Linked DNA regions of Mus musculus: region 1 is linked to region 2. Evidence: chromatin contacts called from ENCODE Hi-C or POLR2A ChIA-PET data. All regions are on one chromosome and are shown on one strand. The core of a region is the stretch at or near the end of the contact, and the rest is flanking DNA. Distances in the headings are between cores, read along the strand shown.

Region 1 (3,522 bases), core at 709-3,208, 77 kb after region 2:
GCTGCCTGGCCACTGCCCTTGCACTTGGGCCTGGATCTCAGGGGGCAGTGCACCCAGGAACTGCTCCAGCACCAAGAGCTCTAGCACCTGTTCCTTGGAATGTACTTCTGGGCGTAGCCACTGGTGACACAGTTCTCGGAGCTGGGCCAGGGCTTCCTGAGGACCTATTGCATCCTCATACCGGAAGCACCGGAAGCGTAGACGTGCAGCCTCAAGGCCTGGGTCCCACAATATATCTTCTCTCTCATCGTCGCTGTCAGAGTCCTCCAGCTTCACCAGAGCAGGCTCATTTTCTGGGGGTGCACAGCCCGAGGAGCCCAGCACAGTGGGTCTCATCAGGAGTACCAGATCCGGTCTTTGAGGCCAGTGTCTGTCCCTAGGGAAGGAATAGTACAAGGCATGTGTAATAAGGACAGCCAGGGGCAGCGAATGCTGACTGAGTGCCATGCTGTGTCCTTTCATCCGAGACCTTCGCCATGAAGAGGACACCCGAGGGAACAGGCACTGACAGGCCAGCCACACCCCAGAGATCCGTGGGAACTCTATATGAGCCATGTGCTTTGTAGACCTCATTTCCGCCGGGCCTATATAGTGTCTGGTAGCTTACTCTGTTCTAAATACAGGCTGTTGCTTAAGCTTAGAAACATTTCTCTTCCCTACATCCTATTCTTTTCTATAGCTGCATCTCTACTTGCACCCAGACATCAGTACCACTGCTGCCTCCTCCTGGACTCCCAATAAGAGTCCCTGTGGACAGCCTTTTGCGGTGGAACAAACAAGTCCCTTAATGTTTTCTACCCAGTCTTGGACTTGGCCTCTCTCTCAGGCCCCAACATTCCTTTCCCAATGTGGTATCAAGGGGACAGCCCTACTCCACCCAATCCCCCATCTCAGCTTCTCTCAGGCCAACAGGTTTCCATATATCTCCAATACCAGAAGCCAACTCATCACATCCAACAGCGATACAAGTCTTCAGCTCTCTAGTTTAGTTGGTTGGGAGGTGACTGGGACTTCTGGGTACCCTTAAAGGCTCTCAACTCATTAGACCAACAGTCTGCAAGGGTACTACTTTTGCTGTGCCTATGTCAGCTATAGTTTCCTCACTTGTAAAAAGGACTGACTTCTCCCATGATACTTTCTGCAACTGGGACTTTGTGAAAATCTAAATTTACTATTGCAGTGGCATCAGCTTAGAGGCAGCTTGATTTCTGTGGGTTACACCTCTGCTCTTTAGGGTGCTAAGTCAACTCGAAACCCTGAGAGAAACTTGGAACAGCCATAAAGCAAGAAGAGGTTCCGGAAATACATTTCCCAGAAGTCTAAGTGAGCATCCTCGCTTTAGGGTGCCAATGTGTCCGGTCGCCGTGGCACCTGTGGCGATCAGCGCGGTAGCGCGTCAGCACAGGGCCGGTTTGCTGGGAGTTCCTGGACCCCCTACCGGCGCTCCGGGTCTAGCTAGACAGCTGGAATCCCAGAGTCCACTCTACCCAGACTCCTCCCTAGGCCTTGAGGTGAAGGGACTCCCAGCCTTCCTTCAATGCTCCGAGGGAGGCTGTGCCCTCGTGAACATGCGCACTCTCGTTCGCTTGCTCCATATCAAACTACATATCCCAGACTGCTTTGCGCGCAGCTCCAAGCCCTTCTGCCCTTCCCCCACCCCAGCCTCCGTTTCTACCCTTCTTCCCGTCCCTAGGGGATTGCGCTGGTTGCAATAATCAGCTCGCACTCCTGGACGTCTCTTCCCACACTCCCGGCCACGAATTCAGGCGTCAGGGCCCCGACGACGTGCACAATCCTCTCGGGGGGCAACGGATTCAAGCACCACCTTCCAGACTGCGCATGCCCCCACCACTTTTTTTTTTTTTTTTTTTTTTTAAATGTCAGTTCTCTACCGGCCTTCCAGGGATTTGCAGGGTTCTGCACCAATCACCGCTCTCACTAGGACGCCGTCTCCCCGTCTCCATGGCAACGACGGGTTCGAAAAAGAGCGTCCGCTGGGCTACCTGCGGAACCACTGAAAGAAAGGCTTAGCAAAATGCTTTCTGGGAGTCGTAGTTTGGAGGGTGCTGTGTGGGTGCGCAAACGCAGCACCACCGGATCTCTTTTGTATTTCTGCGCGGTGGGTAGGAGTGAGCGGGACTCCATGGTAACTAAGGGACCAAACCTGGTGGTATCCTAGGTAACGACCGCACTACTTGGTTTAAGAAAGGTCAGGATCTGTGGCGAAGCCAAGGGGAAGGGACAGGGACACAAATACCCAACGAGATGTCTATACAGGAAGGCAGAGATAGCCCCATACAGAGTCGGGGGAGAGGATGAGAGGGGTGGGAAAATTGTGAGGGGGAGACTGGATGCTAGGAGAGACTGAATATAAGTGAACACACATAGGTATGAATGAAAAGGGGGGAGGGTTAGTCATTAGAATCAGAGTTAGAACCTGAGTCATGTCAGAAAATTTAGGAAGAAGAGAGAAGCAGAAAGGGATTGGGATTAGGAAAGTGAGACATCGAAACTCTAGGGGCCAACCCAGAGTACAAAGGTAAGTGGGGAGAAATTAGAGATATAGTAAAGATGTTAATAGAGATACGGTAAAACGGACTGATAGGTTTCAAAGACTGAGGGATGGCAACAAAAAATTAGATGTGCGTGTGGGGGAAACATTTTCAGAGAAAACTCACACAAAAAATGACAACACACCAGAAAGAGGACGGGGACCAGTCCTCTAGTTTCCTAGCATCATTTACCAAACAATATTGCGACACCTGACTACTTAAACATTACCTCTCCTCCCCCATTTTTTAAATCTGTGATTGAAGTCGTAACACTATTCTGGTAGAAATTGACTTACAAGAAGCTGACAGGTAGCCGGGCGTGGTGGCGCACACCTTTAATCCCAGCACTTGAGAGGCAGAGGAAGGCGGATTTCTGAGTTCGAGGCCAGCCTGGTCTACAGAGTGAGTTCCAGGACAGCCAGGGCTATACAGAGAAATCCTGTCTTGGAAAACAAAACAAAACAAAACAAACAAACAAACAAAAAAAGAAGCTGACAGGTTGCAAATGAGTTCTGCCCAGCCATCACCTGGAAGGTAGCTAAATATCTCTTTATCCCTACACCTAACCTTTTGTTTTATTTCAGATTCATTTAGATTCATTTGTTGCATCTTCCTGAAACTACCTTTTGCTACCTTTCTGTTTTCCTTGAGGTAGTGGAAGCCAGATGCTGGGGTGAAAACCTAGCTCAGAGAGGTAGAAAAAGCACCCAGGTGACCTTCTTTCTCAGCTGAAGTTCCACCGCAAATCTCTCTCTCTGTCCCAAGAAACCTTCACATTGAATGTCCTCCCCCACTTCTACTTTCTGAATGTCTATCTGTCCTCTGGGTTCCCTTTCTCTCTCTCTCTCTCTCTCTCTCTCTCTCTCTCTCTCTCTCTCTCTCGCACGTGCGTGTGCATGTGCGTGTGCATGTGCGTGTGTATGTGTGTGTTTCTTAATATGTCTATGTTCAGTCTCTGTCAACTGGCTTC
Region 2 (3,558 bases), core at 698-3,197:
TACCTTTCCTTTCAGAGCTGTAACACTGCCACTGGGGAAGGCTTCTCCCCTTCCTCCCCAGAGCTGGAACATTTACAAGAAGATGGGTGACTGAAGAATCTCAAACCTAATTAACTTTTTTTTGTTTGTTTTGTTTTGTTTTTCGAGACAGGGTTTCTCTGTGTAGCCCTGGCTGTCCTGGAACTCACTCTGTAGACCAGGCTAGCCTCAAACTCAGAAATCTGCCTGCCTCTGCCTCCTGAGTGCCCTAATCAACTTTTTACCTTAAAATTTATCATTTCTAAGATCACACATGGGCTGGAGAGATGGCTCAGTGGTTAAGAACACTGACTGCTCTTCCAAAGGTCCTGAGTTCAAATCCCAGCAACCACATGGTGGCTAACAACCATCTGAAATGAAATCTGATGCCCTCTTCTGGAGTGTCTGAAGACAGTAACAGTATAGTTACATATAATAAATAAATATTTAAAAAAAAAAAAAAGATCACACACAGTTAGGCAAGAACGACTGGTGACCAAAATGTCTCCCCAATCCAAGAGGAAACTTGAACACCCCAGTACCATAGACCTAGCTATCTGTTATAAATTTTATTTTGTTACCCTAAGAGCTAGGTCAGTAGGTCACCACAGGCCCTCTACTTTAAGACAGCTGAGAGGCTAACCTGGGGGAACTTAGATCCTGCCTCAAAAGATAAAATGTTTCATGGTTACATTGGCCAACCTAATATAACCATTATAATTAAGGACTGAGTTGGGGCTAGCTCAATGATAGTTTACCTATTAAATATGTGGTCTTAGATTTAATGGCCTGAACAAGGGAGAAATAAAGATGGTAATGGTCATGTCAAGCCCAGGGGTAAGATGTATACCATCACAAGACTCAACCAGGTCTATCCTGTGGCACATAGAAGGCTTAGAAACCAGCCTAGCAGGGAGGTGAGCACTAGAACAAAGGTGTTTCCAAGAGAGCTTTCTGGGAACCCCCTTAGGCCCCCTTAGCGCTTCTCCTCAATAGGTAGGTGGTGAGAGTTGTGTCCAGAGAATCTGTAAAAGACAAATTCTACCGACAGAACTGCTCAGGAGTTTTGGATGTAGAGAACCGCTGCTCTCTACAGTAGCTGCCAAGGAGAAGGTTCCTGGGTAGCAGAAGAAACCCAAGTAGGCAGATCGAGTTCAGGATTGAATGGTTTATATCACAGTCCAGCCACTTGATATGTGGAAATAAAACTAAGCCCATCTGCAATTAAGCTAAAAAGCCTCTAACTGTCGGATATGGGGGCCCATGCCTTTAATCTCAGCGAATGGGAGAAAGACTGGCAGAACTATTGAGTGAGCTCCAGGCTAGCTAGTAGGGTCTACAGAGTGAGTTCCAGGACAGCCAAGGACTTTTATTCTTTAAAGGCCCCATTCCCCCACAAACAAACAAAATGCCATCAACTGCCCATTGGGAGAAAAAAAATAAATATAAGTCATCTTGTCTAACTACATCCTCCTAAGTAAGGGTTGAGTATACCTCGTAATTTTAATCAGAAACCTCCGTCCTTATTTTCAGTAATGTTATCTGAAGACTATTAGTGAGGGTTGGTAATTACATGGTTACCTCCTCTGAGCACTTGTTCACCTGTAGGCCTACTGTCTCCACAATATCCAGGGAGCTTAACGGAGATCCGATGGAGGCCATACTGAGTTTTTCTCGCCCACCACCGCCTTTCACCTGGATTCCCAACGGGATTGTCTAGAACAGTCTGGACTCAAGAGGCCAAGGAGCCTCCACCTAGGCCTTCTCCGAGGCAGGGGGACCCTTACAGCTTAACTCAGAGAACAGCAAGAGGCCCTAAGTTGTGCGCTAGCTGTTACCTAGGAGACACAAGGAGCGAGAGTCCTTCCGGGAGCGCTAGCTCTGATTGGTCAGGATGCCTCTCTGGCCAATAGAAACCAGGTCCGTTGCGCACATGCGTAAGGAGGCTAACCCACAGTCGGCTCCGTCCTACGTGAGTCCTACGGCTGCGGTTGCAAGAGAAGAACGGCTGCCAAGTCAGGAGTGGGAACCCCCCCCGGAACTCTGCAGCAACGCGACCCCAAGGAGAGGAGCGAAGAGTCTCGCGCGTGAGAGGCCTTGGAAGCGTGCTGTCGTTCTTGCTGAGGCTCACGGGAGACGTAGTCCGAGCGAAGGGGGCCGATCCGGCGGAGCAGATGCAGGATTGGCCGGGCTGGTAGGGCAACGCGCGAGGCGGGGCGTTCTCTGAGTGGCAGTGGGACGTGCTCGGTGTCACTTCCTGGAAGTGCCCCAACCTCCTGGGGCTCTCCCACGCGTCAGAGGTGAGCTCACTCCTAGCTGGGCGGGCGCAGCTTCATAATCCGGCTCCTCGGATCACCGAGAGCACCTCCCAGCCGTCGGACCCACCCCTTTCCTGTGTCAGAGCCTGACACCCCAACTCTTGAGTTTCTCCAGAGCAGGACGGATGTCCCAAGAGAGCCGATTTAAAACCAGAATCTTAAGAGCTGGGACACAGGTTCCAGTTTACAACTCCACACAAAACGGGGCTGTTTGATTTTGGCTTTTGTTTCAGGGTTTCACATGCGTAGTAAGCTGAGGCAGTATGAGGCATCCACAATTCAGCTGCGATCAGCGAGCTGTGCCTCCCAACCCATAATAAGCTCCTGAGAATGCACCCAGGCTTTCAGCTCTGCCCCAGGTCTTGTACCTGTGTCTCAGAGCCAACTCTTCAGCTAGCACAGTGGTCTGCCTCCTGTCTGAAGCCTCAGGGCTCCAGGTCACCCAGGATGATGGTCCCACCCCCCTTCCCTCCGTGTCCTGCTTGACCCTTTGTCTACTGGATGAGCCACTTTCATCTCCCAGGAGCCCTGTGTTGTACCCAAATGTTTGAGCCCGTCATTTGCAGTTTTCTAGAAGGTCCCTGGACATTCCACCCAGTCATTTATCTTCAAAACAAAATACAGCTGCTCAACTGCTGTGGGGCTGCACCTCCCATGACCTTCTTTGAAGTTCTCCTGGCCTCAGGGTTCTCTTTTCCGGCTTCTAGGAGGGGTCTGGTGTGTGTCTTCTGACCTTAGATGACATTCTTCCTTTTCTGTAGGTCCCTCTGTCACCTCCAAAAAGACCCTTCAAAACAAGAATGCCATCTCCTCGGGGTACCCCACACCTATCCCTCAGAGACTCCAGGACCACCCTTGAGGAGCCTGAGGCTGCACGACTCCGTTTCCGGGGTTTCTGCTATGAGGAGGTTGAGGGACCCCGAGAGGCACTGGCCCAGCTTCGAGAGTTGTGTCACCAGTGGCTACAGCCTGAGTCATCCTCCAAAGAACACATAATAGAGTTGCTGATTTTGGAACAGTTCCTGGGTGTGTTGCCCCCTGAGATCCAGGCCTGGGTTCGAGGGCAGCGACCAGGAAGCCCCGAGGAGGCCGCAGTTCTTGTTGAGGGGCTGCAGCATGATCCTGGGCAGCTGCTGGGCTGGGTGAGTGAAATGACATTAGCTTCTTAGAAGGACAGATCGAAGGGAGAGCCCCTGTGACATGATTCTCTTCAGATCACAGC

The links. A loop is a pair of places that touch in the nucleus more often than their neighbours do. ChIA-PET counts read pairs that join two places held with the same protein, here RNA polymerase II (POLR2A).
Region 1: POLR2A ChIA-PET joins it to region 2 with 23 read pairs in embryonic stem cell. The contact joins the promoter of Mzf1 here to the promoter of Zfp446 in region 2. A Hi-C loop is called at or near these places in 3 of 37 maps with a recorded cell type or tissue (T-helper 1 cell, heart and v-Abl transformed pro-B cells). POLR2A ChIA-PET finds 5 or more read pairs at or near these places in 4 of 5 experiments (Patski and embryonic stem cell).

The regions. Positions count from the first base shown.
Region 1 is chr7:13,052,806-13,056,327 of GRCm38, forward strand. Mzf1 (myeloid zinc finger 1) reads right to left here and starts at 1,959. Exons shown (of 6, transcript NM_145819.2): 1 at 1,676-1,959; 2 at 1-376. The coding sequence starts at 336.
Region 2 is chr7:12,975,901-12,979,458 of GRCm38, forward strand. It overlaps Zfp446 (zinc finger protein 446), which reads left to right and starts at 1,948. Exons shown (of 6, transcript NM_175558.4): 1 at 1,948-2,212; 2 at 3,098-3,478; 3 at 3,551-3,558. The coding sequence starts at 1,952.